Linked DNA regions of Homo sapiens: region 1 is linked to region 2. A link is an interaction called in ENCODE POLR2A ChIA-PET data of the cell type or tissue named here. Cell type or tissue: Panc1. All regions are shown on one strand. Links, peaks and the distances in the headings refer to the core of each region. The heading gives the core; the rest is flanking DNA.

Region 1 (15,289 bases), core at 3,365-11,364, 270 kb after region 2:
ACTGAAGCGGGAGGATCACTCAAGCCCAGCTGGGCTTAAGCCTAGGAGGTCCAGGCTGCAGTGAGCACTGACTGCACTCCAGCCTGGGTGACAAATGTCACCCTGTCTCAAAAAAATAAAAAATATATTTAAAAAAACCACTTTGGGAGGCCGAGCCGGGCAGATCACAAGGTCAAGAGATCGAGACCATCCTGGCCAACATGGTGAAACTCGTCTCTACTAAAAATACAAAAATTAGCCAGATGTGGTGGCACGCACCTGTAATCCCAGTTACTCGGGAGGCTGAGGCAGGAGAATCGCTTGAACACAGGAAGCGGAGACCCATGAGGCCAGGCGTGGTGGCTCACACCTGTAATCCCAGCACTTTGGGAGGCCGAGGAGGGTGGATCACAAGGTCAGGAGTTCGAGATCAGCCTGGCCAAGATGGTGAAACCCTGTCTCTACTAAAAATAAAAAATTAGCCAGGCGTGGTGGCAGACGCCTGTAGTCCCAGCTACTCGGGAGGCTGAGGCAGGAGAATTCCTTGAACCTGGGAGGCGGAGTTTGCAGTGAGCCGAGATCATGCCACTGCACTCTAGCCTGGGCAACAGAGTGAGACTCCATCTCAAAAAAAAAAAAAAAAAAAAAGACCCACAAATAGATTTAGTCTCAGAAACCTTTTGGAGAATCACTCTTTGGAGTGCCTTGCATTTGGTCAAGGCTGAGTTTCTGATGCACCAAGAAATGCTGCCATGATGATTGCAGGTTCAGGGTCCCCAGAAGGCCGTGGGACTCTCTTCCTCCCCCTCTGAACACTCATCCCTGAGATGCTCCTTGACAAAGAGCTCTGGGAAGTGTTAACTACTCACCTCATCTCCCTCCTGGAGCTCTCATTCGCAGAGTGAAGGTCCTGAGAATTCTTGCAGGAAAGAAACTTATGTAACTTCACTGGACTTAGGATACAATTGGAGCAGGTAGCCTGTCCCTTGGCCCTTCTTCTGGGTTCCCAGGCCCACCACCTGGACTTCACCCTCTGGATCTTCCTCTGTAGCTGAGGGTGGAAAAGAAGGCCAAGGAACACTACTTTCCCTCCCCAGCCTCCTCCACCAAGACCTCCCCCGCCCCGCCTCACTCTTGCAGGCTTTTCGGGGAGAAGAGGGAAACCACTCATGCCATTTTCCCAGTACCATAGATGTTATTAAGAGAGAAGAAATGCATTTGAACCAAAGCAGCAGGTGTACAGGTGTGTGTGTGTGTCCTTTATTCTACCAAAAGCCCCATCTCCCACTCAGAACCTCAATGAGTCCATTTTTCCTTTTCCTGAGCACGCACTGCGCCAACATTTGCAAAGGAGTATCTTGCCCTTGGAGTTGTTAAGGATGATTACCTTTAAACAATTGCAGAGCGCAATCCTCGCACATAACAGGTGCTCCACAAGTGGAATGGAACGACATGCTGTGTTTGGGGCCAGACATAAAGATCTTATTAATCTCCGTATTTCCTCCAGCACTGGGCCCTGCACATGGCAGGACCACATAAATAATAAATTTTGTTAAGAGCCAGTGATGGTGCAGGGTAGGGGGTAGGGTCATCAGTTTCCCAAGTGCTTCCCTCCTCAAATACATGGAGGACCCTAATCCAATAGTGCGCTTTCCCCCTTGGCATCTGTCAAGCCCCTTAGCCACTCTCACCCCCTCCACTGAGGGGCAGATGACTAGGCTGCCCTCAGTCCTCCCGTGTGGAAGTTCCAGGAGCCCCACCCAGCCAAAGCTCTGGAGTTAGCCTGGAAATGTGTACCGCTGGCGGCCGCTGGGGGAGCCCCAGCCTCGCAGTGGCTCAGGGCCTTTTCCCCCAGGCAGAAGCAGTGAAAAGCTCTGGCTCTCCTGCTGGGAGGAACTGGGAGAAACTGACCTGAAACACGACCTGAAGGAACAGGGGCCGCCGGGTGGGGGCTGGTTTGGAGGCGAGGGCAGGATGCAGTTGTTCATTATATAGAAGACACTGGGACATTTTTATTGCAGAAGAGACATCTTATTGCAGAAGAGACATTTTTATTCCACATTGCACACAGGTATTGACACAGTCAGCTGAGCATCAAATGGGGCTGGGTGTGGTGGCTCACACCTGTAATCCCAGCACTTTGGGAAGCTGAGAGAGGCAGATCACTTGAGGTCAGGAGTTGGAGACCAACCTGGCCAACATAGTGAAACCCTGTCTCTACTAAAAATAGAAAAATTAGCTGGGTGTGGTCGCATGTGCCTGTAATCCTAGCTACTCAGGAGGCTGAGGAGGGAGAATCACTTGAACCCAGGAGGCAGAGTTTGCAGTGAGCCGAGATCGCACCACTATGCTCTAGGTGGGTGACAAAGCGAGAGTCTGTCTCAAAAAAAAAAAGGATGGATTTGGAGGACAGGCCGACCCCTGTGGAGCCCCTCTCTGCTCACTGGCTGCTAGCGCCTGGGGCAGCTCCACACTCCTCTGGGAGCCGCTGCGCTGGGAGGCCTTCACCTGCTACCCTGCGCAGTCCTCCCACTGGTCCTCTGTCCTGTGATCCAGGGGAGCTGCTTCCCTCTCCCCAGGCTTCTGCTTGCCCACCTGGAAGGATGGCGTTTAGGCTGCGCCGGCTCTGTCCTTTGAGCTCTGATTTCCAACCCTATTCATATGTCCAGAGCCAAAGGTAAAATAAGGCTATGATTAAAGCAGCCCCACCCATCACCAGAACAGGGTGGCCGGGGCTAGGGCCTCAAAACCGGTCACTGAGTTGACACCAGCCTTCAGCTGGTGATACATTCTCCACTCAGTTACCAAACTTTTCTCATGAACTCCAGGGAACAGGTTCTTTCCACTGACTTTCTGGGAAAATGTATTTCGAATTTTAAGTAGCTGTCTTTTGCAAAACCGTTTATAGCTCACTGTTTGAGCCTCGTTATCTTCTACATGCTGTACTGATTCCTCAACATGCATAATCACTTTTAATTGTATTCACTTCTCACAACAACACAGCCAGGTGGGCATTTATTATTCATTGCACTTGAAGGCGCGGTGAGATGAAGTAGTTTATCCACAGCACACAGATAGAAGACTTCCCCTGAATCCAGAGTGCCTCCATTTCCCAAGCGCCACTGCTCCCTAGAGTTGGCACTTGGGAACAGACCCCACTCCTGCTCCAGACAGACAATGTGCATGTGGCTAGAAATATCCCTGCCCTAGAAGAACAAAAACCTATGAGGAGCAGTTCTGAGGACTATTTGCCCAGGCTTGTCCCGGAGAAGAGAGAGGCTGTCATACATCCTCCTCTCACACTATTCAGCAAGGTAACAAATAGTTATTGAGGTTCAGACACTGTAAATGCAACCAATAAGTATAACAATTGATAAACATAATCAATAAGTACATTGAATTGTACCTTAGAAGGCAAAGGGTTATGGAAAGAAAATAAAGCAAAATAAAGGGATCTGGATTGGCCGGGCCCGGTGGCACACACCTGTAATCTCAGCACTTTGGGAGGCCAAGGCGGGCAGATCACCTGAGGTCAGGAGTTCAAGACCAGCCTGGCCAACATGGGGAGACCCCGTCTCTACTAAAAATACAAAAAATTAGCAAGGCAGGAAACAACCCTCTTGAGATGCCTGTTCCCCCTGACAGCACAAATGGTGAAGGAAAGGGTTTGGCCCCCGCAAACCCATTCAGGATCAAAGTATCAGCTCCACAGTTTGCTACTGAGATGGAAGAATGCTGCCATTTGGAAGGAGAGACCCCACCTCGCCCCAGCTCATCGGGACCACTGTCCCAGCCGTCCAGCTGGGCTCTGGGCCTTTTGTTTTGTCCTCTCCATTCCATTTCCTGTGCTGGGCAGCTGAAACTCACTCTATAAACTCCCCACAGTCCTCAGAATGAAAACCAACCTGCTCAGCAGCGGTCAAGCTTCTTCTAATCTGGACCCACCCACCTCCCCTCCCATCCCGCACGCTTTCCCATCCCGACTGGCTCGCTGGGCTGCCGATGCTCTTCTCTCTTGGCTGCATGACTGCACAGCCCTTTTCCATTGTCTCTGCCTGGTGAACGCCTAATTATCTTTTTTTCTTTTGAGACAGAGTCTCACTCTGTTGCCCAGGCTGGAGTGCGGTGGCACGATCTCAGCTCACTTCAACCTCCACTTTCCAGATTCAAGCCATTCTCCTGTCTCAGCTTCCTGAGTAGCTGGGATTATAGGCGTGTGCCACCACACCCAGCTAATTTTTGTATTTTTAGTAGAGATGGGCCATGTTGGCCAGGCTGGTCTCAAAACTCCTGACCTCAAGTGATCCACCCACCTTGTCCTCCCAAAGTGCTGGATTTACAGGCGTGAGCCAGCGTGCCCAGCAACCTCTATCTTTTAAGAAGCAGTTCAAAACCTGCCTCTGCTGGGAAGTCTGCCCTGATGCCCCCAGGCAGAGGTACTTGCCCCATGACTTTGTGTGCGAGCTCTATCCAATTTATCCCGCTGGACTGCAGTTATTTGTTCACCCTTTTATCTCCCCAGTCGGTACACGCTTTTTGAGGGCAGGGTCGGTCTATGTCAAGCTCATCTCCCCACAGTGCTTAGCACAATGCCTGAGACTAGCCGGGCCACAAGTGTTTGCAGAATTACAAACGACATGTTCCCTAGACTTTAGATTCCATCTCCATATGCTAAAGGCACCCCCATACCCACGCTCAGCACCGGGCCTCACATGCAGCTGGTGCGCAGTCAATGCATGTGAACTAGCTGATAGGCTAATCAGAGGAAGATCAGATCAAGGAAAGTACCTTACTTAAGCTCTCCGCTCCCCACCCAGTGTTCTGAAACAGGCAGCTAGAGGTGAGAGACGGGCCTGCTGAAAGCTGAGCTTTGTAGCCAAGACCCGAGTGGTGTTACTTGGACTGCTGGAGTCCAGAGGAGCAGGATGGCTCGGTTACCATGGCAACCCGAGCTTGCTCTAAGGGCAGCTGGTGTTCAGATCTCATTTGGACTTAAGAGATGCAGTGGAGAGCCTAATGTAATTAATGATGGTTCAGATGCCACACAAATCCAAATAATCCCCTCACGCATTTGGCCACTAGAGGCGGGCACGTGGGTGCCAGGTTATACGAACTGGAAGATGGACCCTGATCCTTTCAGGAGTGGAAGATGCCGACCCGGCTCCAGTCTGGGAGAGAGTTCCCTCAAGGACAGGTACACATGCTTTACAGATGCCACTGAAGCCATTTGTGCAACTGTCTGCTGGTCTATTAGTATCAGTGGCTTGCTGGTGATGGAGGTCACGGCCGGGAGCCAGGATCCTGGCCTCAGGTTAAGGAAGGTGTCAGAAGGGCATGGTCCCTGGAGGGAGACCCCGAGGCTCCCCCATGGATTAGCCGTGTGACTGTGGGCAAGTATCTTAGGCTCCCCAAGACTCCATGCCCTGTCCATCAAGTGGACGTTCACAGAATCTACCCCATTATGCTGCTGAGGGAACTTCAGAGCCTCACAGGGTGCCCAGCACACCACAGCCCTCAACAAAGCACTGCTCTGGAGCACGTGCTGAGTGGCTTTGGAGGAGTCACTACCTTATTCAGGGCTCTGTTCCCAGAGTGAGTATTATCCAGGGTTCCTTCCACTGCAGACTCCAAAACTCCGTGTTTGCTGTGTGCTCATCCAGAACCCGAGTGGTGCTGCACAGGCCATATGCCTAACGCCATCGTGGGGGCAGGAGGAGCCTCTCTTCACTTTTGGATTTCACTTTCTTCGAAACGCAGGATGCTTTTTGGAAATCAGATTGCTCGGCCTCACACCTGTAATCCCAGCACTTTGTGAGGCCAAGGCGCATGGATCACCTGAGGTCAGGAGTTGAAGACCAGCCTGGCCAACATGGTGAAACCTCGTCTCTACAAAAATACAAAATTATCCAGGCATAATGGCGGGTGCCTGTAATCCCAGCTACTCTGAGGCTGAATAGGGAGAATGGCTTGAACCCGGGAGGTGGAGGTTGCCATTGCACTCCAGCCTGGACGACACAGCAAGACTCTGTCTCCAAAAAAAAAAAAAAAAAAAAAACCACCACGTGCGGTGGCTCACACCTGTAGTCCCACTACTTTGGGAGGCCAAGGCAGGTGGGTCACCTGAGGTCAGAAGTTCGAGACCAAGCTGACCAACGTGGCAAAACCTCCGTCTCTACTAAAAATACAAAATTAGCCAGGCGTGGTGGCAAGCACCTGTAATCCCAGCTACTTGGGAGGCTGAGGCAGGAGAATTGCTTGAATCTGGGAGGCAGAGGTTGTAGTGAGCCAAGATTGCACCACTGCACTCCAGCATGGGCAACAAGAGCAAAACTCCGTTTCCAAAAAAAAAGAAAAAAATCAGATTGCTCTTTTCCTCACTCTAGCAGTGAACTTAGTCCACATGGGAATTAGCACCATCTCTTGCTGTTCTGTCTTTGCCTGGCACACTGACCTCCTTGAAGGTTCTGTGCCCTTAGTAATCCTACCTCAGCACCTTCCCTTTTGATTTCTTTAGTAGTCCTACTGTGTCCAGAATTGGCGAGTTCTTGGTCTCACTGACTTCAAAAATGAAGCCACGGACCCTTGCGGTGAGTGTTAACAGTTCTTAAAGGCAGCATGTCCAGAGTTTCTTCTAGTGGCTTCATGGTCTTGCTGGCTCAGGAGTGAAGCTGCAAGCCTTTGCGCTGTTACAGCTCTTAAGGCAGCACGTCTAGAATTGTACGTTCACTCCCAGTAGGGGTTCATGGTCTCGCCAGTTTCAGGAGTGAACCTGCAGACCTTCGTGGTGAGTGTTACAGCTCATAAAAGCACTGGGGATCCAAACAGTGAACACTCACAAGATTTAATTGCAAAGAGCAAAAGAACAAACCCTTTACAGTCTCAAATCACTATACTAGCAGATTGCCACTGCTAGCTGGGGCAGCCTGCTTTTATTCTCTTATCTGGCCCCACCCACATCCTGCTGATTGGTCCATTTTACAGAGAGCCGATTGGTCCATTTTACAGAGAGCTGATTGGTCCATTTTGACAGGGTGCTGATTGGTGCATTTACAATCCCTGAGCTAGAGTCAAAAGTTCTCCACGTCCCCACTAGATTAGCCAGATACCGAGTGTTGATTGGTGTATTTACAAACCCTGAGCTAGACACAGAGTGCTGATTGGTGCATTTACAAACCTTGAGCTAGATACAGAGTGCCCACTGGTGCATTCACAATCCCTTAGCTAGACATAAAGATTCTCCAAGTCCCCACCAGATTAGCTAGACACGGAGCACTGATTGCGGCATTTACAAACCTTGAGCTAGACACAGAATGCTGATTGGTGCATTTACAAACCTTGAGCTAGATACAGAGTGCTGATTGGTGCATCCACAAACCCTGAGCTAGACACAGGGTGCTGATTGGTGTGTTTACAAACCTTGAGCTAGATACAGAGTGCTGATTGGTGTATTTACAATCCTCTAGCTAGACTTAAAGGTTCTCCAAGTCCCCACTAGACTCAGGCGCCCAGCTGGCTTCACCCAGTGGATGTCGCACCAGGGCTGCAGGTGGAGCTGCCTGCCAGTTCCGTCTGGTGCGCCCGCACTTCTCAGCCCTTGGGCGGTCGATGGGACCGGGCACCGTGGAGCAGGGGGCGACACTCGTCCAGGAGGCTCAGTTCGCGCAGGAGCCCATGGCGGGTGGGGGAGACTCAGGCATGTCGGGCTGCAGGTCCCCAGCCCTGCCCCGCGGCGCGGCCGCTAAGGCCCAGCGAGAAATCAAGCGCAGCACCGGTGGGCCGGCACTGCTGGGGGACCCGATGCACCCTCCGCAGCTGCTGGCCCGGGTGCTAAGCCCCTTACTGCCTGGTGCCGATGGACCGGCCGGCCGCTCCGTATGCGGGCCCGCGAAGCCCACACCCATCCGGAACTCTAGCTGACCCGGAACTCTAGCTGGCCCGCAAGCACCATGCGCAGCCCCGGTTCCCGCCCGTGCCTCTCCCTCCACACCTCCCCACAGGCTGAGGGAGCAGGTTCCGGCCTCGCCCGTCCCAGGAAGGGCTTCCCACAGTGCAGCAGCGGGCTGAAGAGCTCCTCAAGCGTGGCCAGAATGGGCTCCGAGAGCGAGCGCGGGCTGCCAGCACGCTGTCACCTCTCACTACCTCAGTACCTTCCCTTCTCATTTTTCTTCTGCTTGGAGAAACTCCTACTTCCTTCTTTTTTTGAGACAGGGTCTCACGCTGTTGCACAGACTGGAGTGCAGTGGTGTGATCACAGTTCACTGCAGCCTCCACCCTCTGGGCTCAAGGGATCCTCCCACCTCAGCCTCCTGAGTAGCTGGGACTACAGGTGTGTACCACCATGCCTGGCTAATTTTTTTTTTTTTTTTTGTAAAGATAAAGTCTTACTAAGTTGCTTAAGCTGGCCTTGAACTCCTGGGCTCAAGCAGTCCGCCTGCCTTGGCCTCCCAAAGTGCTGGGATTCCAGGCGTGAGCCACTGTGCATGGCCCTTCCTTTGTAGTTTGCACCTGTTATTACATGTTTCTCCAGTTACTTTAACTATTCCACTGGCCCCTGAGCATCTTGAGGGTAGGGATTATGGATTATTCATGTCTATATCCCTAAATGTATCACACGGTAGGTGCTCTACAAACATTTGTAGAGTTGAATCAAATGGAACATGTGAGGTGTACACTTGTGCAAACAGATTGAGCTTCTTTTCTGATAATTTCATTTTGGTGTAAGTTTGCTTTCAGTTTAAGTAGTCAAAACATTTGGATAGCTATTCTTTTTTTTTGGATAAGTATTCTTGAGTGGACTAAAAATAGATTTTAATTGATTTCTAGTGCCGATGCTGCAAAACTGGAAATCTAAAAGATTTTATCCTTTTATTAGAGTCTGAAGAAGAAAAAGAACAAGGGAGTGGAAATGCTTTTAACATTTTATCTGCCCCCTTTCCTGTGCCTTTTTTTTTTTTTTTTTTTTTGAGATGGAGTCTTTGTCACCCAGGCTGGAGTGCAATGGCGTGATCTCGGATCACTGCAACCTCCGCCTCCCAGGTTCAAGCGATTCTCCTGCCTTCCTGTGCCTAAGGTTAACACAGCGCCTTAAGAGGCTAACACAGAAGGGCAAAGTAAGTCTCCATAAAACCCAGAGAAGACTGTGAACCCCTCTCTGGATCCTGTCTGGAGTCACAGCTGGAAAACAAAAACACATTTATCTGGTAGGAATAAAGAAATTTAGAAGAAGCAGAAAAGGAAAAATGATTTTCAGATCTAGTTTTTTGTTCTTCCAAAAGGAGGAATTTAAACATGAGGGAGACTAATTTATTTCCCCTTTTTACTTTGGGTTTCATAACTCAACAATCTTCCCTGAGGCCCCAGGTGAGAACAGTGAGTTAGCTATGAAGGCAGAAATAAGTAACTAAAGATCTTAGGTGGTTAATATTAACTGCCTTTTCTTTCGTGAATAAACCATATCACCTGGGATTAATGGGTGAAACGCAGAGAACTATTAACTAAACCAGGGATTGGCAAACTTTTTCTGTAAGGGCCAGATGGTGACTATTTCTCAGCCATAGTGATGCAAAATCAGCCAGAGAAACATGCAAACAAACGGGCGGGTAGCTGTGTTGCAATAAAACTTTATTTACAGCAACAGTTGGAAGTTAAATTTGGCTTGGTGGCTACAGATTGCTGACCCCTGAATGCAACACTCCATTTTCAGGTCTAAGTATTCCCATTCTCTTAAACACACCATCCTAGCTCAGGATGCTCTAACAGAATACCACAGACTGGATGGCTGAAAGAATAAATGTTTCTTTCTCACAGTTCCGGAGGCTGGGAACTCCAAGATCAAGGCGCCAATAGATCCAGTGTCCTGCGAGGGCTGTCTTCCTGGTTTGCAGACAGCCTTCTTGCTGTGTGCTCGCATGATGCAGAGAGAAGAAAGGGGCAAGCTCTCGGGTCTCTTCTTATATGGACACTAATCCCAGTCACTTGGGCTCCACCTCATGACCTAATTACTTCCCAAGGACCCCACCTCCTAATGCCAACACACTGGGGGTTAGGATTTCAACCTGTGAATTTTGGAGGAACACAAACCTTTGGTCTGTAACACACAGCATGCTTATATAAAAGGAAGAGATGTCCACCAAAGTTGTAAGGTCCATATGGCACAGGGACCAAATTATTATTATTTTTTGTTTGTTTGTTTTGAGATAGAGTCTCACTGTGTTGCCCAGGCTGGAGTGCAGTGGTGCAATCTTGGCTCACTGCAATCTCTGCCTCCTGGGTTCAAGCGATTCTCATGCCTCACCCTCCAGAGTAGCTGGGATTATGGGCGTGAGCCACCACGCCCAGCTAACTTTTGTATTTTAGTAGAGATGAGGTTTCGTCATGTAGGCCAGGCTGGTCTCAAACTCCTGGCCTCAAGTGATCTGCTTGCCTCAGCCTCCCAAAGTGCTGGGATTATAGGTGTGAGCCACAGCTCCCAGCCATGACCAAGTTATGAGTGAAAAAAACACACCTCTCAGGACTGGAAAGATGTCAGATGAGGCTGGGAGCACTAGCTCATGCCTGTAATCCCAGCACTTTGGGAGGCCGAGGCGGGCAGATCACCTGAGGTCAGGAGTTCGAGATCAACCTGGCCAACATGGCAAAACCCCGTCTCTACTACAAATACAAAATTAGTCAGGCATGGTGGTGCACGCCTGCAGTCCCAGCTACTCGGGAGGCTGAGGCAGGAGAATCGCTTGAACCCAGGGGGCGGAGGTTGCAGTGAGCCAAGATCACGCCATTGCACTCCAGCCTGGACAACAAGAGGGAAACTCCATCTCAAAAAAAAAAAAAAAAAAGATGTCAGATGTGTGTGTCTGGATGGTAGAAAGGATGACTTACCTCCCACCTGGGTAGACATCCCCTCTCTTTGTCCCTGGCGCCTTCAATGGCCTATCTGGCTTTCACTAACACCCTGTTTTACCCAGCGCCCACTGACTTTTGAGTTCTGAGGGGCCATGAAGGGAATGGGCTGAGATGTGGGGATTTGCTTTACAGTTGGGAAGGCCGCAAAGCTACACAGAAGCGTGGGCCGGCTCCGTGACAGAGAAAGCCCAAGACAACCAACTAGAAATGTCAAATTTTAAAAATATGTAGGAATGAGAATTTGCTTATTACCCAGAGAGATTTTATGTGACTACCATTAAAGTAACTTTTACCAAAAAAAAGTATAATCACAATGATTAAAATCTTAGTTTCTAAGAATGTATTTAAGACTAAGTCCACTATCAAACTTACTCATGTTTAAAACCCCCGAAGAGATACAGAAGGTTGATCTTTGACAAGTGCAAACCTAGACCAGTACAGGAAACAGGGTCTTAGGACTGTAATCCCAGCACTCTGGGAGGCCAAGGCAATAGGATCACTTGGGGCTAGGAGTTCAAGATCATCCTGGGCAACATAGTGAGACCCCTAACCCTACAAAAAAAGAGAAAAAATAGCTGGGTGTGGTGCCACGCACCCGTAGTCCCAGCTATTCAGGAGGCTAAGGCAGGAGGATCACTTGAGCCCAGGAGTTCAATGCTGCAATGAGCTGTGATCGTACCACTGCACTCCAGCCTGCGCAACCGAGTGAGCCTCTGTTTCTTTAAAAGAAGAAGAAAACTGCAAAGCTGACTCCATTACTCTCCAGGGGAGCTGTGCAGCTCATAGAATCAAGTGCACGTTTTCTTACTTTGGAGTCTCAGTGAGGACAGCTGGGCTGTGCCACAGCAAGAAACGGCCCCCAGCAGAAATGGCTTCTGACAGCAAAGGTTTGGCTGTCAGCCAGGCTACATGTCCATCACCAGCCAGCCAGGGGACCTGCTCCACGACTCCCCTTCCAGGACCCCGGTTGATGGAGCTGCCACCATAGCGAGCGGTACCAGTTGCTGCAGCCAAGAGAAGGAGAATTTGGATGGCATCTTTCACCAGGATTGAATGCTCCAGGCCAGAAGTGACACCTGATCACACGGGGCGGGGAGTGCCTTCCTGCTGTGTATCCAGGAGGAGATGTTTGGAGAACAGTGTTGAGGGCTATCAGACATGGCATTTTGGATCTCTCCTATTTCTCCAGCCTCATTTCCCACGACTTGAACAGTTTATAAGAACGTGATTAGGAATGTGTGTGTGTGTTTAGGGGAGAGGGAGAAATTCCCTGGCAAGAGAGAGGTTGGTTTACAATGAGATCACTACCCAAATCACTGAGCTGCTCAAACTTCCGGGTTCATAGTGTCAGAGGGACTAGTAGGGCCTTAGCTAGCCCATATTGTACCTTCCTCTAGGGGGATACAGCCCTGCTCCATGAGGACAGCTTGGTGAATGGAACATGGCTGGCTTGAGGCCTCTATTTGCTTCTTGGTCAGGCACTCTTGTTTAGTGAACAACCTGTACAACCCTACGTGTAGGGTGACCAACTAATCTGGTTGACCACCATGACCTGGGAATATTCTCAGTTCTGGGGTAACAGAAATAGGTGGTCACTGTATTAGTCTGTTCTCACATTGCTATAAAGAACTACCTGACTTTGGGAGGCCAAGGAAGGCAGATCATGAGGTCAAGAGATCGAGACCATCCTGGCTAACATGGTGAAACCCCATCTCTACTAAAAATACAAAAAAATTAGCCAGGCATGGTGGTGGGTGCCTGTAGTCCCAGCTACTCGGGAGGCTGAGGCAGGAGAATGGCGTGAACCTGGGGGGCGGAGCTTGCAGTGAGCTGAGATGGCACCACTGCACTCCAGCCTGGTTGACAGAGCGAGACTCCATCTCAAAAAAAAAAAAAAAAAGAACTACCCAAGACTGGGTAATTTATAAAGAAAGGAGGTTTAATTGGCTCACGGTCCTGCAGGCTGTACAGGAAGCATGGCTGCAGAGGCCTCAGGAAACAACCATGGCAGAAGGCGAAGCAGAAGCCAGCACATCCTACATGGCTAAAGCAGGAAGAAGTAGGCAGGGGGACACACTTTAAACAACCAGATCTCACGAGAACTCACTCACTATCACGAGAACACCAAGGGGGATGTCCACCCCCATGATCCAATCACCTCCCACCAGGTCTCTCCTCCAACATTGCCGGGAATACACTTCAACATGAGATTTGGGCAGGGACACAAATCCAAACCATATCAGTCACCCCACCTACATGGTGGCCCAGGGTAACGGTAATAGTTGCATATATTCAGAGCTCGCTGGTCTATTCTGCTAGGTTTGTCATTTATTTAGGTACAGATAGCATCATGAAAGAACCATGGGGTTTGCAGAGAGAGTGGCTTGAGTCCCAGCTCTGGCTGTCTCTGGCTTCAAGACCTTAGGCCAGCTCCCCACTCTTCGGAGCCTCAGTTTTGCCATCTGTAAAATAGAGGCAGAAAATATCTATCTTACAAGGTTACCGTGAGGCTCATTTAACGAGCCACAGTCGGTAAATGGTCAGGGCAGGGCCTCTCGAAGTGTCAGCTGTCCCCGTTGGGTGGAGGTTGACTGCGCGGTGAAGGAAAGTTGCACTCCAGAGGACAGGGATCGTGCAGCCAGGGGGTCTTGTACAAATGTGCACAGGCATTAATCAGTAATCGCCATGAGCAGGCTGGGACTTCAACTCCACTTACCAAGTTAAACAGCTACAAATTAAAGAGCTAAGAGACGCTTTTAATATTTAACCTGGGCCTTGACTACAGCACTCTATTCCTTTGAGCTGATTAATTGACTGGTTGGTTCTCAGCTCTCTAATGAGAAGAAGGAACTTAAGCATCTTCCCAGGTGTCTGGGACCATGGGATGTTCGTGTGCAGAGGTGACCACCCCCACCAGGCAGCTTCCACATTAGAGAAGTTGATATTCACAGTGGGGGGTTTGAGCTTAAAGTTGGACATTTTATGTTTGTTGCACACTCTTTTTAGCCAACAGTATTTAAAGGTTAACCTCTGTAATAAATATTACACGTTAATGGTCAAATTTACACAGACTCAATTCCCTTTCCCAGCACTGCCCTCCCTCTCCCCTCAAACCTTGTCCTCAGGATGATAAATGACCCCACCAAAGCCTAGGGTCCAAGTATGTTTTGAGTGGCCTCCAAATCTCACACTCAAAACTGTGGGTTCATGGACAGGGGAGTCAGCTCACAGATCACTTTGTGTAGCAGATTTGCAAGGAGAAGGAAGCTTACGTTCACTGAGGCCAGCGGCTGTGGACACTGTACTGGATCTTTCTCAGCTGCTGTGTGCATTGCCCCTGGAGACAGGACAGTCCCACACAAACATCGTCTTACTCAGTGGGCCAGGGATGGGCACCTGAACCTCAAGTAGCTCCAGTTCAAGGCGGCCAGCTTCCTGCCTGCTCAGCTAATCGAAGCCTGTCCACCCCACCCCACCCCACAAACCCACCACCCCCCGCCCCCCGGTCTAAATTCCTAGCCGGAGTAAAAATCCAATGGGAAAAGAGTCTTATACACATGGCAGCGGAGTGAAACCACATCAGCTACCTGGTCATTTTTTTTTCTTAAATATAAGCAGGAGTCAGTGGGGGATGATGCCCTTGTCCCATGTAAAGATCTTAATCGCTCCTTAGGTCCGATGCCCACTTCTCACTCCCATCTCCTTTTATACCCGCTGACTGTGTCCCGGAGTCTCATCTGTCAGTCCATTGACCCCGTTTCCTCTCCAGCGTCTGTCATCATGGCATAGACTGCAATTGCTCAGCCTGTGTCATCTGGCAGCTCTCTACTGTCAGTTTTCCATCTTTCAGAAATGCGTTGAAACCTCTCCTTTGTGATTTCCCTCCTTCTTACAACTCCTCCTCTATCCCTTTTTCTTTTATCTTAATTCCAGCAAAGTCGCAAGTACCAAGAGAAGGCAACTCTGCACCCGGTCTGCTGTTTTGAGCCAGAAGCCATGAGATGCCTCTAAACGAGAACTGCTCTAGTCATGGAAAGTATGCATCGTAAATTCCAGTGCTAAACCTTTTGTTTAGATGGGGTACAAGTCATTGTCATTTTACTGTCAGAATTTTTTACAGTGTTATAGAACGCACCAAATCAGCCATGACCTGGACCTGCCAACCCTAAGGACCTCATGTATCTTATTTCTGAGTAAATATTGAAAAAAGTTCTGTAACTCATTAATTGTCCTTAATGAATAATGGTGATTCACCCTTATATTTTGTTTTCCCCTCTTGATGCCGAAACCATGAAACCAAATACAAAAGCTTGGACACTTTGGTAAAAGACAATAGCAATTATGTGGGCTGCTGCTGTCCAAACATATCAGCATTCGTTAATAGCACTGTGGCTCTCTCAAGTTACCGATT
Region 2 (15,289 bases), core at 6,059-14,058:
GAGACAATGTATAGTCCCACTGGCATTCCCCTCCAACCCCGGTGGCCAGCCAGACCCACTAACCCAAACTGCAAATGACAGGGCCACAACAAACCACATGCCACCCCAAACCCGCCCTGCCTGGCCCCAGGGCTCCACCCCTGCTGCTCCAGGCCCTGGTAACACCCACCTGCCCACTGGCCTCCTCTGTTTGCTCCATGCCAGGTCACTGGACCCTGCAGCCTGGAGGTGCCTCCTCTGTTTGCTGGCTCCATGCCGGGTCACTGGACCCACAGCCTGGAGGTGCCAGCTCTGCCTCGGATCCCACAGGTGAAGGGGGCTGCCCCGTCACACGTCCAATTCTGTGACAACTTTAGGTGGGCCCCCTTAGCTTGGAGATGAGGAAACTGAGCCCCACGGGGATGAAGGATAGCCAAAACCTGGTAGAAAAGTTGGAATTTGAGCCCACGTCCTCCCAGAACGCTGTTGCTACCTGGGAGCCCCCAAGACCCCCAGGAGCAGGGCACCACATCTTTGGGATTTTCCAAAAGCTGGTACACCTGTATGGGTGGCTCCAAAACACACCCCTGGCAGACTCCTGTGCCCTGCAAAAGGCCAATGCCAGCAGTGGCCCCATCATCTGGAGTCTGCCCTATGTGCCCTGGCATCATGGGGCAGCCTTGCCTGAGGGCTAGCTCACAGTTGCTGCTCAGTTCCCACATGTTAGACCCCGCTCTGGGGACCAGACAAAGTGGCTGGCCCTCAGCCAGCCCCTCCTCTGCTCCTTGAAGCCTCTTCCTACCTGCATCCAACTAAGTGTTCCCCAGAGAGCCAGCAGGATCTGCACATGAGGGTTTAGGGCTTGTATGGGTTGGAACAAAACAGGTCAGTGTCAAGCCAGCCTGGAAATCCTAACCCCAAAATCTTCCCCCACTGCCAAGTCCCAAGCATGCACCTGCAGGCAGGCATGGGTGAGCACAGGCTGCTTCTCTGTGCCCCCGCAACATACACAGGTGTCCCACCTGCTCCACGACTGACGGGAATTCGATTGGAAGAAGATAAAAGCAGAGGCGATTTGGGGAATGGGAAGGGAGCCACTACTGAAGGGAAGGAGAAATGCAGGAAGGAGAGTGGAAAGAGGGTGCGCAGATTAGCCAGGCATGCCCAATGGGCCCATACAAAGGAATGCGGAGACTCCACTTGGGCAGAAGGCCAAGGCCAAATACAGTATCTATGTGCCTGCCACTCCTGAGGCCTAACCCAGCACATTTCTTGAAGATAAGTGGGCCAGGTAGGCGCCTGCACATTGAGATAAGGGCTAAGTATAGAAGGAGAAAGTTGTTTTTTCCAAAACGTTAAGAAGCACATTTCAAGGAGTAAGGAGGTCTCAAGGACACACTGGGGGCAGCCTAATGAGGCCAGAGCCTTTTCCTTTTTCAAAATTACAAGCTGAACTTCTATGCCTCCTTTGAGCTCAATTTCAGCTTTCCCTAGTGGATCCGAACACGGCATATTCATTATTATTTGATTAATAAGGACCTGGTGACAGTTTCCAATGGACAAAGTTAGCTGGCTTAACCACCACCTCCTCCAAGAAGGCCTCAGGGATCCCCTCTCAGTTCTCTGCTACATTTAGGCTGCCCCTGAGTCCCATCAGAGCCCACCTCCCTCTGCCTGGAGCCCTTGCTGCTGTTGAACTTGCTCCTGCCTGGGACAGGTGCTCACAAATGCTGTCAAACGGGCCTGAGCTATGAGGCAGCCAGGAAGCCAGGGCTCCGGCCCCACCAAGTGTCAACATCCACCTTGATCCAGCCTCCCAGGCCTGCAAGTACTATGGACTCAGAGGCAGACATTCCTGTAGGTCCTCTATGGATTCTGCAGACAGGCAAGGCCAGAAAAAATCCCGAGAGAATTCCTCAAGGGCTGGAGGAAAATCCTAACTAGCCATGATGGCCGTGGAAGCCATCACAACCCCTTACAAGGGATATGTGAGCCCTGAGGTCAACAAACTCTAAGAGGCAAGATGGGGGCACAGAAATCAGGCCACGGGCATCATGTGACTCACATGGCAGGACTCAGTGGCCCTCTGCTCCCCACATCACAGAGCTGGAGGGGAATCCTTGTGTTGCTGCAGCCACCCCGGCACAGGGTTTTCAGCCTGAGAGGGCTCCTTGATGTGATGGGCAGGTTCCAGTGCGAAGGTGGCCAGCCTGAGGCGACCGTGAGTCCTCAGGCTTCCCCCAGTCACAGGGCAACGCCATCGGCTGCCGCCAGCTTGGGAGATGTGCTTTTGGGAAAATCAAGTCACCACAGCATTCTCCTGCGGTCCCTCCCCACTCGGTTTAGATGTTGGTGAAGAAAACGAAGCCAGTTACGGCAATGACTTCCAACAGATACAATCAAATAATCTATTCCTGGATTCCGCAAGTACTGAAATGTCGGTAATTCAATTCCTGAAATGCCATTTTGGAGCTGCCGGAGCAGGCTGCGGAGAAAGCTCAGTAAACACACACATCAGTTCAAGCCCAAACACACACCCACTGACCTTGAGCCCCGGTGCCCGGCGCTGTGCTGAGAGGCCAGCTCCCCAAGGGCGGCCACCACCAGACAGGGCCTGGGGAATGGGCGGTCCAGGAGGGAGGCAACAGCAACAGCAAATAAATATTGACAACGCTGCAGGAGGCGTGCTGCTGGGAAAATGTGGACGAACTGCACTGAGCTCGAGGAAAGAGTACTCAGTGTGTCTGGGGGAGTCAGAAGGCTCCCAAAGCAGGCTTGACTTACTCTGTGATTAAAAGCCAGGCCGGAGCTGGGAGCTGGGGGAACAGAGAGGTGGGAACCACCCTGCCCTCAAGGAGCTCTGGCCGAGTGAATGCAGACACACATATGCTGACACGCACACACACCTACACACACATATGCACACACACACACAAACCTACACACACTGCACACACACCCACACGTGCATATGTGCACACACATGCACACCTACACACACGTATGCACACACATGCACAAACCTACACACAATGCACACACACACATGCATATGTGTACACACGCACACCCCTACACACACGTATGCACACACATGCACAAACCTACACACAATGCACACACACACCTACACATGCACGTGTGCACACATGCACACACCTATACATGTGTATGCGCATATGCACACACAGGCACACACCTACACATGTGTATGGACACACACATGGAAAGCTTTGGAACTGAGGTCACCATATGCACACACATCTACAATGCACATGTACACACATACACACCTACACAGGTATATACACACATGCACACACCTATATACACATATGCACACACCTACACACGCATATGGGCACACACGCACATACACACATGCAAGCACACAGGCACACAGTCCCAGGGCAGGCAGGGTAAGGGTCACATGAGGAATCCTGAACACCCCACACTGTGTGGGGATCCAGGGCCGGCGAGGGTGGCCGCAGCAGCAGAGGCTGCTCATGTCCGAAGCTCTGTCACCCTCCACTCCAGCACAGGGCTCACACTGACATCAGTTCTAAGGCTTTCCATGGGAGTGTGGGTCATGGGACTGTGATATGGGACAAGGGCTTTTCTGGCACTTTCGACAAATTTTTGCAAGGAAGCATAAAATTTACATCTAAACCAACCCGTGGGATGACAGTGATTGTTGTTGCTATTATGATTTTGCTTTACATATTATTATACTTTCTGAAATGTATGAATTGGAGATTAAAATTTTAGTTGAGCCCAGGAGTTTAAGACCAGTCTGGGTAACATGGCAACATCCCATCTCTACAAAAAATTAGCCATGCGTGGTGGCGCACACCTGTAGTCCCAGCTATTCAGGATGCTGAGGTGGGAGGATCACTTGAGCCTGGGAGTTTGAGGTTGCAGTGAGCTATGATCGAGCTCGCACTCTAGCCTGGGTGACAGAGCAAGACTCTGTCTCAAAACAACAACAACAACGACAGCAACAAAATCCCCCCTTAAAACAACACTACCATCCGCCCGTCATCTGTATATTAAATATCTAACTGTAAAAAGTCTCAGCCTATTTTGAGAGATGAAGTTACCCTCAAGTCCCAAGCAGATGACAATAAACTGGAAAAGCAATGGGAAATCTCCAGACAGAACACCCAGGTCCTCCACCAGATGCTCCTCCCGGTCTCTCTTGGGCCATCTGGAGGGTGTCAGATCAGCTGGGCGAGCAAGGGCAGGGCCAGCCTCACTGTGGGATCTCAGGCAGCCTCCTCGCCCAGCCAACGTCTTTGTCCCAACACATCAAGGAACCTGGCGTCCCTCACCCCAGGAAAATCCTGGGCCTACACAGCCTCCTCAAACAAGGTCACTGTATGAGACACACTCAGAGCTGCCCCCGGCCCCAGCATCCTTGGATCTAGCAGTGAAATAGTTGGTGCCTTCACCGTGCTGTGGTGGGAGGCCCAGAGGTCAAGGTGCAGAAAGCCCGTACCACAGAGCTCCTAGTGGAGAAGACGGGAGTGGAAGCACACAATGCAGGAAGCCCGGGGCTGGGGAGCCGGGGCAGGTGCCAGAGAAGGTCTCCAGACCAAGCTTGAGCTGCAGGGCGGGAGTCGGATCATGGCCAGCACTGTGAGCTTGGTATGGGTGAGTCTCCTGATGCCAGACAGATGTGCTCTTGGAACATCTGTCTGTGAACCTCATCTGGGAGAACCAGATCTTTATTTAAAGTAAATTAAGGGGCCAGGCGTGGTGGCTCACGCCTGTAATCTCAGCACTTTGGGAGGCCAAGGCAGGTGGATCCCCTGAGGTCAGGAGTTCGAGACCAGCATGGCCAACATGGTGAAACCCCGTCTCTACCAAAAATACAAAAATTAGCTGGGTGTGGTGGCGGGTGCCTGTAGTCCCAGATACTCAGGAGGCTGAGGCACAAGAATCGCTTGAACCCGGGAGGCAGAGGTTGCAGTGAGACGAGATCGCACCACTGCACTCCAGCCTGGGCGACAGAGCGAGAACTGTCTCAAAAAAAATTAATAATAATAAAACAAAATAAAGCAAATTATGAGACTTTGCTCCTTAAGGGACCCAAAGACACACCCACTGACCTTGAGCCCTGGTGCCCGGTGCTGTGCTGAGAGGCCAGCTCTCCAAGGCCAGCCACCACCAGACAGGGCCCAGGGAATGGGCGGTCCAGGAGGGAGGCAGCGGCAACCACGAATAAATATTGACAACGCTGCGGGAGGCGTGCTGCTGGGCAAACGTGGACGAACTGCACTGAGCTTGAGGAAAGAGTACTCAGTGTGTCTGGGGGAGTGAGCGTCTCCTCATGAGGCGTGCATCCCTGGTCTATATCACGTATAGCTGATCTCAATGGGAGGCCGAGGACATGCGGTGTGGGCTCAGCACCCAGCAGGCGAGGCTCGCTCACAGAGAGGCAGCAAGAGGACCTCAACCCAGAATGCAGCAGGCCTAGGTCCAGTCTGGAGGGCCACCCGCACCCCCTCACACACCCTCTTCTCCAAGCCTCATCCCTGAAGTGAACACAGAAAGGCCCACTCAGGTGGGTGTAGGGAGCCTGAAGGAGGGTGGGCGGGGACCACCAAGCACCTGTTAGCTGTTGCCACACCTTTGGCTTCGAAGCAGCTAAGGGGGAGGGAGGTGTGCGGTCGGGGGTTGGGCGGGACATCATAACGCCAGGGCTGAAGGGGAACCACCCAAGGTCAGGTGGGAAGAGAAACAATGGCTCCTGGCTGCAGCCTCCAAGAAAAGCCATCCATGGGAGACCCACCTGTCCCTCCGCAAGCCTTCGACCCGCTCTACCTCCAACTCCTGCACAGACTCCGGGCTGTCCGTTCAAATAGCTGGCACCTCGTCTGCCCATCTCCATGACACGAGGTGTATTTATTTCCAAGAACATGCCCCAGAGGAGGGGCTCACGCTCTTGCAATTACCGCGCCACCACCTGGAGGCAGGTGCACAGTGAGGGCACCCACTGGATGATCAAGATCCCAGCTGTCCTGGAATGCCACCCAATACCATCCAAGAGGAGCAAGGTCAGGGTCGGAGGCCTAGACCTCTCTGGCGGCCTCCATTTCTCCTTCCGTACATGAGGTGGCTAAGTTCAGAACTCAGGGCGGGTGGTGTGGACACTCTCATTTAGGGATGGGGATAGGGGTACATGAATCCCTTCCACCAAGCACCTGGAACTCTGGGAGATTTTGAGGCTGGTGGCCAAAGGCATCAGGACACACACACCTGGTGGCACCTGGGTGACATCACAGAGATGTACAAGCTCACATTGTAGAAGGCCCCACAGTGGACAGGGCTTGGGGAGGAGGGCTTGGTCCCCCTACCTCAGAGAGGGAGAAAAGGACATAAAAGCGGGGAGGGATGGTCAGGTGCAGTGACTCACACCTATAAACCCAGCACTCTGGGAGGCCGAGGCAGGAGGATTGTTTGAGCCCAGGAGTTCAAGACCAGCCTGGGCAACATGGCAAAACTCATCTCTACAAAATATACAAAAATTAGTCTGGTGTGGGGGCATGCACCTGTAGTCCCAGCTACTTGGAAGGCTGAGGTGGGAGGATCACCTGAGCCGGGGGAGGTCGAGGCTACAGTGAGCCATGATCGCACCACCGCACTCCAGCCTGGGTGACAGAGTGAGCCACTGTCTCCAAAAAAAAAAAAAAAGGAGGCGGGAGCTTAGGAGAGGAGGCCGTCAGGGCCGGGGAGGGAAGTTCATGGAAACCATCCCGAGGGAAGCAGCGAGGAGTCTCCCCCGGGACACCCGATCGGCCTCCTCGTGCCCCACACAGCCTCCAGCTCCTGCCTCCCTGGCCATCGCATTCCAGGTCACTGGCCTTGGGGCCCCTCCCTTCCCTGATGTCGGCAGTCATTCCCAGGAGGGTGGGGGAAAGAGTAGGGGGGGCCTCACCCTCACCTCTCGGTGCTCAGGGCTCTGGCCAGTCCTTACTGTTCAAGAAAACAACCTCAGCTTCCCGGAGGGACCCCCGGATGCCAGGCAGAAGTGGGGGCTCTGGGCCCAGCTCCCACACTCGACCCCAGGCAGACACCCGCCTCTGGGTGCTCTCTAGGACCTTTGCCACCCACGTGCTGGGAGCCTGTGCACCCAGGCAGGGCAGGAGGACAAGGTCACTACCATCTCCAAGGTCACTGCAAGCTCCTCCCAAACTGAGGCCTGGAGGCCCTAATATAACCCACTCCCAAGGTCCACCCCTCCTCCAGGTGGCCTGCCCCACCAAGCTGGGACCAGTGCCCTTCCCTCTGGGGTGTCCCACCCCACCACCCGGCCAAGCGCCCCGAATCATCAGGCCTCCCTGAGCACCAGCTGAGTCGGCTCAGGGCACTAAACGCTTACCAGAAGGCAGGCAACCCCGACAGTGCCTAAAACAGAAGGGGCAAGATTGCCACTTAACAGACCAGAGAACCAAGGCTCAGAGATGGGAAATAACTCATCCAAGGTCACGCAGCCCACACAAGGACTGGAGATCCGAAACAAGCCTGGCTCCCCAGCCTTGCCGTGCCCAAACTGTGGCTGGCCTCAGAGCCACCTCCGGAGCTTGTTTAAAATGCAGATTCCTGGCCCCACCCTAAAGATTTGGCTTCAGCAGGTCTGGGATGACCCAGGAATCTGCACTTTAGCTTGTGAGCTCCCCGGTGGTTCTGACAGGAGGAGGCTTCGGGTCACACACTTCCCAGAAATACAGCTACACCACATGACTCTCCAGACCTGAAACGCCACGTGTAGAGGGTATAGGCAGGACTATGTAAGAGGCATCCCGAAAGGTCGCTTCTGGAAGCTCCTACAAACAGCCAAGAAAGCCCCGAGGTTCTTCAGTCGATCCAAGTTATCAGAGCAGCAGAAATGGGGGTGCTGGACGGTAAACGTCTGCCCAGCACCCCCAGCAGCTCCTGCCCACCTGTCACACCGTGGAGCTCCAGGAGTCAGAAATACTTTTCTTGCCATGGTGTGGCAGTGACCTCAGAAGGGCTGCAGGGGAATCACTCTCCCACCACTCCGCCCCTAATGCATTTACAAAAAATAACAACCCTCCCATCTCAAGCCTACCTCAGGAAAAAAATCAGATACAGCATGGGTTAGAGTGAGAATGGGTTTTATTTTTTATTTACTTTTTGAGACAAGGTCTTGCTCTGTTGGCCAGGCTGGAATGCAGTGGTATGATCATGGTTCACTGCAGCCTCAACCTCCTAGGCTCAAGTAATCCTCCCACCTTGGCCTCCCAAAATGCTGAGATTACAGGCGTGAGTCACTGAGAGAACCATCAAAGGGGCACCTAGCTGTGTGACTCTGGGAAAACCAGTTTCCCTCTCTGGGCCAGGGATTCCCCAGTCCGACTGTCCTCTGAGGTCCCCCTCTGCTCAGGAATGGTCCAAACTCACCCTCTCTAACACAGGCCACAGCTGTGCTAAAGCCGCCATTCAACCCAATCTCATGACTCAGCACTCCTACCTGATGCAGGGGCTTCTGGCTGCCCTCCTCAGCGTCTGGGCTGGGGAAGGTGCCAGGAGAGCCCCTCTGTGAACAGACTCGCATTTGGGATGGCCTCAGGGCTACCCTCCCTTCTCTCCCAAAGCAGCAGAAATGGGATCCCGGTCTGCAGATAATCAGCCTGGGGCTGATATGTCCCTGGTGAGGCTGCCAAGTGGCAGAACATTACAACAGAACACCGTGGAGGCCTTCCCCATCGCCCAGCTCACCTTTCCTTTCCTGAAGGAAAGAAGCAGACATGTTCCTTCCCTGTCCTCTCCTCCTCTTGCTCAGCCCGGCCCCCTGCATTCCGGGGGGTCTATCCACAGGAGTAGGACATGGAGGAGCTCAGGCTGGCCTCTCTCTGGAGCCAGGACTCAGGCATTCGAGGCTCTGCTTGCTGTCATGTGGCCCTCCCTGGACTGTTGTCCCCCATGCTCCTGCCCCCGCCCCCCATGCTGCCACTCCAGGACTGAGTGCCAACAGCTCATTCTCGACACCTGGGTTCCGAAGCTCCGTTTGCCTCCATGAGGCTGGCACACAGCAAATGCTCCAAATGCTCAATTGACTCGCTGGCAGAGCAAACTGGATGCAATGGCAGCAGAGTCAAGTGAACCAGCTCCACAGCCCTGCCCATCACTTACTAGCTAAGTGATCTTGGGCACATGACTTAACCTCTCTGAGCCTCAGTTTCCTCATTTTAAAAGAGATGAGAATCCCAATTCATAAGATTATTGTAAGAATTAAATTAGCTAATGTCAGCCACACATGGCAGCTCATGCCTGTAATCCCAACACTTTGGGAGGCTGAGGCAGATGGATCACTTGAGGTCAGGAGTCTGAGGCCAACATGATGAAACACCATCTCTATTAAAAATACAAAAATTAGGCAGGCATGGTGGCGGGCGCCTATAATCCCAGCTACTCAGGAAGCCGAAGCAGGAAAATTGCTTGAACCTGGGAGGCAGAGGTTGCAGTGAGCAGAGATCATGCCACTGCACTCCATCCTGGTTGACAAGAGTGAGACCCTATCTCAAAAAAAAAAAAAAAAATTTAAGAAGTTAGCTAATGTACATGAAAGCATCTGGCAAGCTTTCGAGAACTATGGAAACGTTATTTATGTGATTATCAAAAGATAACAGTCGCCTTATGAGAAATCCTAGCCCTCTGATATATTAGGGTAATACTGATAACATAAGAAGGGCTTTCACACCTGTGTACATGGCTGAGGAAATCAGTTTAAAAGAATTAATGAATCATCCACCTCAAGTCCCTAAACCTGACTGGTTTCCCAAGAACAATGAGAAGATAAGTCCTCAGCTAGACAGCTGGGATCTGTCAGGACCCTCTGCTGGCGTTTTTCCCTTCCAATAATTTGAAGGCAATTAGGGCAACTGATTAAAATTCCAGAGACAGAGCAAAACAAAGCATGACTTATCTGTACACTCTCCTCATTAGACAACGAGGCCACAGTGGAACCAGCCTGCTCTCTCTCTCTCTCTCTCTCTGGGATCCACCCATTCCCTCCCATCCCTCTACAACCATTGCTTGGGATCTCCCCACGAGCCCGACCACCCACCCAGGAGCCCACGGACTCGCCTGGAAAACCACACTGGCCACCGTCCAGCACTGGGGAGGCCAGACACGCCGGGCTTTCCAGGGCAGTCTCGCCTGTCTCATCTAGTATGACAGAAAAGGAGTCCCCAGGCCAACAGGCTCAGGACCATGTCCGACTATGTCATTCCCACAGATCCCAGCCCGCAGCACACGCAAGGCACACGCCAGACACCCAGGAGGAGACCGTGGAGAGAATACTGCTGGACAGGCAAACAAAAGCATATTCAGAACATCCAAAGGCACGTGGTGAGGAGAGAGACAGAAAGCAGGGGAGGATGGAGCAAGCAGGCCAGATAGGAGGAAGAGGAGAGACAAGAGAGGAGAAGAGAGTCCCAGGTTAACTATGCTGGAATGGCTACAGGGCTGAGGCCTCACCAGGAAAATGGCTGGTTTCCCATCACAGGAGATTCATTTTCCAAAGGAATGTGTGATAAGATTCAGGTAAGGCCGGGCGGCATGGTGGCTCAAGCCAGCACTTTGGGAGGCCCAGGTGGGCGGATCACCCGAGGTCAGGAGTTTCAGACCAGCCTGGCCAGAATGGTGAAATCCTGTCTCTACTAAAAATACAAAAATTTTGCCAGGTGTGGTGGCGGGTGCCTGGAATCCTGGCTACTGGGGAGGCTGAGGCATGAGAATCGCTTGAACCCGTAAGGCAGAGGTTACAGTGAACAGAGATCGTGCCACTGCACTCCAGCCTGGGTGACAGAGCAAGATTCCATCTCAAAAAAAAAAAAGATTCAGTTAACATCTACCCAGCAGGTGGAGGTTCTGTTCTGTTTCTGTTTTCCATTTCTCCATCTTCCGTATTTGAGCTCATTCGCTTTGTGAGAGAAGTCTCCCATGAAACGGGACCTCAGGGACTCTCCAAGGCCCTTCGGCTCACCCTGCCTGGGAGTCTAGGGAACTTCTCTTTCTCTTGGATGAGGCTCCTGGTGCCTGCTGCCTGGAATTCCCTTCCCTGGTGGTGCACCCCTCCCTTGCCAGCTCCTGGAGACCGCAGCAGAGTCACCCGACACGCTCTACCCAGGGGGAATGAGGACATGGGTCCTTGGCACTGCACTTCCTCCAGCAAAGCTCTCCCCAGGGTCTGAGGCCTGCTGCGCCAGGAGCCCGTGCTGGGTCCCGACACCCCACACAGTGAAGAATGAATGAAGGAATGAGTTAGTGACGGTGTGCTCAGCCCACATCAAACCTGGTGGGCGCTGTGGACCCGGCGGGCGCTGTGGACCCGGCGGGCGCTGTGGACCCGGCGGGCACTGTGGAAGGAGGCAGGAGGCAGGTTCAGAGTGTGGAAGCTGAGGGGAGATGCAGCCTGCTCTGGAAAGGGCCCTCCCTGTGCCTTCACAATACATCAATAAAACCGCCACCGCTGTGGGGGACACGGGGATCTGGGTAAGGCCCCTTCCTCAGAGTGGAGAGGTGCTGGCCTGGCCTTGCCACTGCCCTTCAGGGAGTGTGGTCTGCCTGCATTTGGAGGTGGGACCGCCAGCCACTGAGTGGGCCTGGAAGGCCACCAGAGCTTGGTCCTGATGGGCTCTAAAGAGTTCCAGGCCCTCAATGAGGCCAGAGCCCTGACTTCATCCTCCAGGCCACCTGGGAAGTGGGGTCCCCGAGGGACAGAGGGTGGGAGAAATGTTCCCTCTGGGCCAACTCTGCCTCTAATCCTGCTGCTGTCACAGAGGCCATGAGGCCGGGGCCTGCAGGGACTTTCCTCTGGGAACAAAGACATCTCAACTTCTTAATCTCTGCGTTGAAGTCTCCTGCCTGCAGGGGCTAGAAGGGAAAACAGAGGTGAGAGGAACCAGGTGACACGGAGCCACTAACCCATGCCAGCCGCAGGGTCCAGAGAGCCCCCAGCTGCCCACCTCCCCCTCGCCGAGCCAGCCCGCAGCAAACATAGGCACACACCAGACACCCATGGACACCAAGGGAGTGGCCACCAGGAATTTCAGAAAACAGCAGGAAACTGTGGCTGTGAAACGGGAAAGGTTCCCTTTTCCCCCTCAAAGGGCATGTGATGGGGGTATGGCTCGCTTCGTCAGTGTCCCGCTGCTCAAACCTCTAGGGGAGCATGCAGACGGGTCAAACCTCGAGGGGAGCATGCAGACGGGTCAAACCTCAAGGGGAGCATGCAGACGGGCAGGCTGTGGGGCTCCAACCCCATGGTAGTGTCTAGGAGTGAATGTTTACAGCTGAAGCCCCGGTGGGCATTCAGGGTGCTCTTTTAGTTTGCCATCCGTAGGCAGCTTGTGTTAGTCAGCTCAATTATACCCCTGCCTTATCATAAGGACAGAGGACTTTCTGTATCCCTGGTTCCTGCCTTGGTGTACCAGAAGATCACACGTGGGCTTGGAGAATGAGTGCAAGGTTTTATTGAGCTCACCCAGCAGATGGGGGAGCCAGAAGGGAGATGGTTTTCCTGACTCTTCTCCGACCGCCCCAGCCAAACTCCGGGGCATTCTGCTGGTCAGTGGCCTGCCAGCGTGCCGGCATCTGTTGTGTGCTCTTCCCCAGGGCATGTTCCCCCGACGTCCTCTTGATATCCAGCCACGTGTGTCTTCTTCCACCCACGTGTTCCTCTCAATGTCCAGCCGCTTCTGTGTGTGCCTGCTAGGCTCTCGCGGTTTTTATAGGCACAGGATGGGAGTGTGGTGGGCCAGGGTGGTCTTGGGAAATGCAGCATTTGGGTGTAAAGGCAGGAGTGTCTGTCCTCACCTAGGGCTGTGGGCATGGGCCCAGGGGTGGAGCCCTCGACAGGGACCCGCCCTTCTCCTCCCAGCACTTCCCTGCCCCACTTCCGTATCAGCTGGGAGTTCAGGACCAGTCTGGACAACATAGTGAGACTCCGATTCTATTAACGAAAATGGAAGAAGTGGTTGAGATTGTGACACTACTGATTTGTGCTTGTTTCCCTCCTCATCCTTTCTATCACAAAATAGGGCCTGACAACCTGATGTTACCGCACATCTATCCTGTTTATTAAAGTGGGGCCGGAATCATCCAGCCATCGGCCACGATTTTAGCCAGAAGCTGGTGCTGAGCCTTCTCCTTCTTCCAGCAACTCCTCCAGGTACAGGAGAAAGAGGCTTTCCACCGGGGCTGCTATACAGCACGGGGCCGTGGTGGACACGGGAAAGGAACCCTTCAGACAGGGCTGGGGTTTCAGCCCTGGGGCTGGTGCCGGCTCAAGGTCACAGCTTGTTTTCCTCAGGGGATCCCTGGGTAAAAGGTGACTGGGGGTAGGCCAGGTGTGGCCCCCTCCCTCTCCCTTCCCAGCTGCTCCTGCTTTCTGGCATAGCACGCTTTTTTTTTTTTCCTGCCTAAAGAAGTCACTGCTGCTTCCTAACAGGAGGACGGTTTTGTTGTTGTTACAGTCGGGGATGGGATTATGCATGGAGGAAAAACACGCTTTCTTGATTTTCTTCTGTAAACTGCAGGTGGGGAAAACAAAACGAGTAAATAACTGTTCTACAAACACCTCATGGGGAGGGAGGTCGTGATATTTACAAGAACATCGGCTTTCTGCTGGATTTCCATTTGGAGGGATCTAATAAAGATGCAGGAGGCATTTCTGCTCTTCCTAACACACTCCGCGGAGGAAACGCTGTCACAGGCGACGATCTAAAGCCAATCAGAGCAGAATTCTGCCATGGCCGAGCCCCACAGGGTCCACTCCCTCTGCATCCCCCTGGGGTGGTTCCCGGGCCCCTGCCACAGCTTCCCTGGCCCACATCAGCACCACATAAGGTAAAGACATGGCCTCAGATGAAGAGGAAAGATAACAGTGCAGAAGAACACGGGGAAAGCACGCAGGAGAAAGAGCAAAACCTGAGAGAGCTGACAACCTGGGCTGGGCCAGGAGTTGAGAAGGCCATGTGGCTGGCCTGGCTTGGTGGGTACTGCAAGCCTCTCATGTCCCACCTCAGCCACCCTCACATTTACTAAAAGGAGGCTGTTCCTCAAAAGGAGAGCACAGGCCCTGAGGAGGAACGGAAGGCTCCTACGTCAAGCCTGGACAGCATCACCATCTTTTTTTTTAGACACAGAGTCTCGCTGTGTCACCCAGGCTGGAGTGCAGTGGTGCAATCATAGCTCACTGCAGCCTCAACCTCCTGGGCTCAAGGTATCCTCCCACCTCAGCCTCCCAAGTAGCTGGGACTACAGGCATGTGCCACCACGCCTAGCTAATTTTGTATTTTTGGGGGTAATGGGGTCTTGCTATGTTGCCTAGGCTACCATCACTATTTTAAAACACTCTACAGTTGTGGATATGCAGCTGGGATTTGGAGATGGGTGGCCCCGCAGGGAGGAGTCTGTGGGAGAATGCACAGGGGCACAAGCATGGGTCCACCTGGAGGGAGGGGGGAAGCCAGGGCCTGAGGGAACACCAAGAGCATGGCTGGGCCCGGGAGCCCACAGGTGAGAGCATCTCAGCACCTCTGCCTCCCTGACTTACACACTGGGGGACGTGATTTCCTGTTGGCCAAGCGCCAGGTGGTGTGGTGTGTGGGGCACGGGGCCTGGCTATGGAGCCAGGTAGACCTGGGTTCAAATGCCACCTTATACGTAGGACCGGTTACTTAATCTTCCCGTGCCTCAGGCTCCTCTCCTGTCATTCAAGGAAATGCCACCTCAGGGAGTGGCTGCAGGATGGAAGGGGACAGTGGATGTGCCCCCCACCACCCTCTGAGTCCCACCGTCCTGGCACACACCGTCCTCCCTCAAGCTTCTCCTCTTGCTTTTACCCCAGTCTGTCCTTCAAGTCCCAGTTCAAAACTACCACCTCCCCAGTCCCTCAGGCAAAAGGGGTCTCCACTATGAACTCCCTTGGCACTAAGAGGCGTCCTGTGACCTTTAACACTCTCATGCTGCACTCATGATTCACTATAGGCCCGTCCTGTCTTCTCTTCCAGGCGAGCGGGAGGTTTAGTAGCTTAGGAGCTGCGTGTCCTTAGGCAAATTGCCCTACCTTGCTGGCCATCAGTTTAAACAGAAACCAGAGGTAACACCTGCCTCTTAAGGTTGTTGCTGGACTCAGAAGAGTAAATGAATAAATGAACTGGCGGTTCCCTCGCCAGTTAGGAATGAGTATGTTTTGCCAAAAGGCCCACAAATCAATACCATCCCACCTGCTCTGTGCGGTCCCTGGGGTGAATTACTGAGCTGTGACTAGCGTTCC

What was found. ChIA-PET counts read pairs that join two places held together with the same protein. Peaks named below come from ENCODE experiments on the same cell type or tissue, not always from the same donor. Only the 100,000 strongest peaks of a DNase experiment are listed, where the experiment ranks them.
Region 1: POLR2A ChIA-PET joins it to region 2 with 21 read pairs; 2 of 35 experiments call an interaction of 5 or more read pairs at or near these places.

What each region holds. Positions count from the first base shown.
Region 1 is chr2:10,084,071-10,099,359 of GRCh38, reverse strand. It overlaps the pseudogene LOC124900536. Among named protein-coding and RNA genes, the nearest start is that of CYS1, 11 kb to the right of the region's middle. RefSeq lists an enhancer at 7,670-8,187. In Panc1, for the core only: no CTCF peak of the experiment used is centred there; no DNase peak of the experiment used is centred there.
Region 2 is chr2:10,355,973-10,371,261 of GRCh38, reverse strand. The region is part of intron 1 of HPCAL1 (hippocalcin like 1); the gene reads right to left. Among named protein-coding and RNA genes, the nearest start is that of HPCAL1, 61 kb to the right of the region's middle. RefSeq lists a silencer at 1,645-1,939 and an enhancer at 2,577-3,384. In Panc1, for the core only: no CTCF peak of the experiment used is centred there; no DNase peak of the experiment used is centred there; H3K27ac peaks cover 2,758 bases.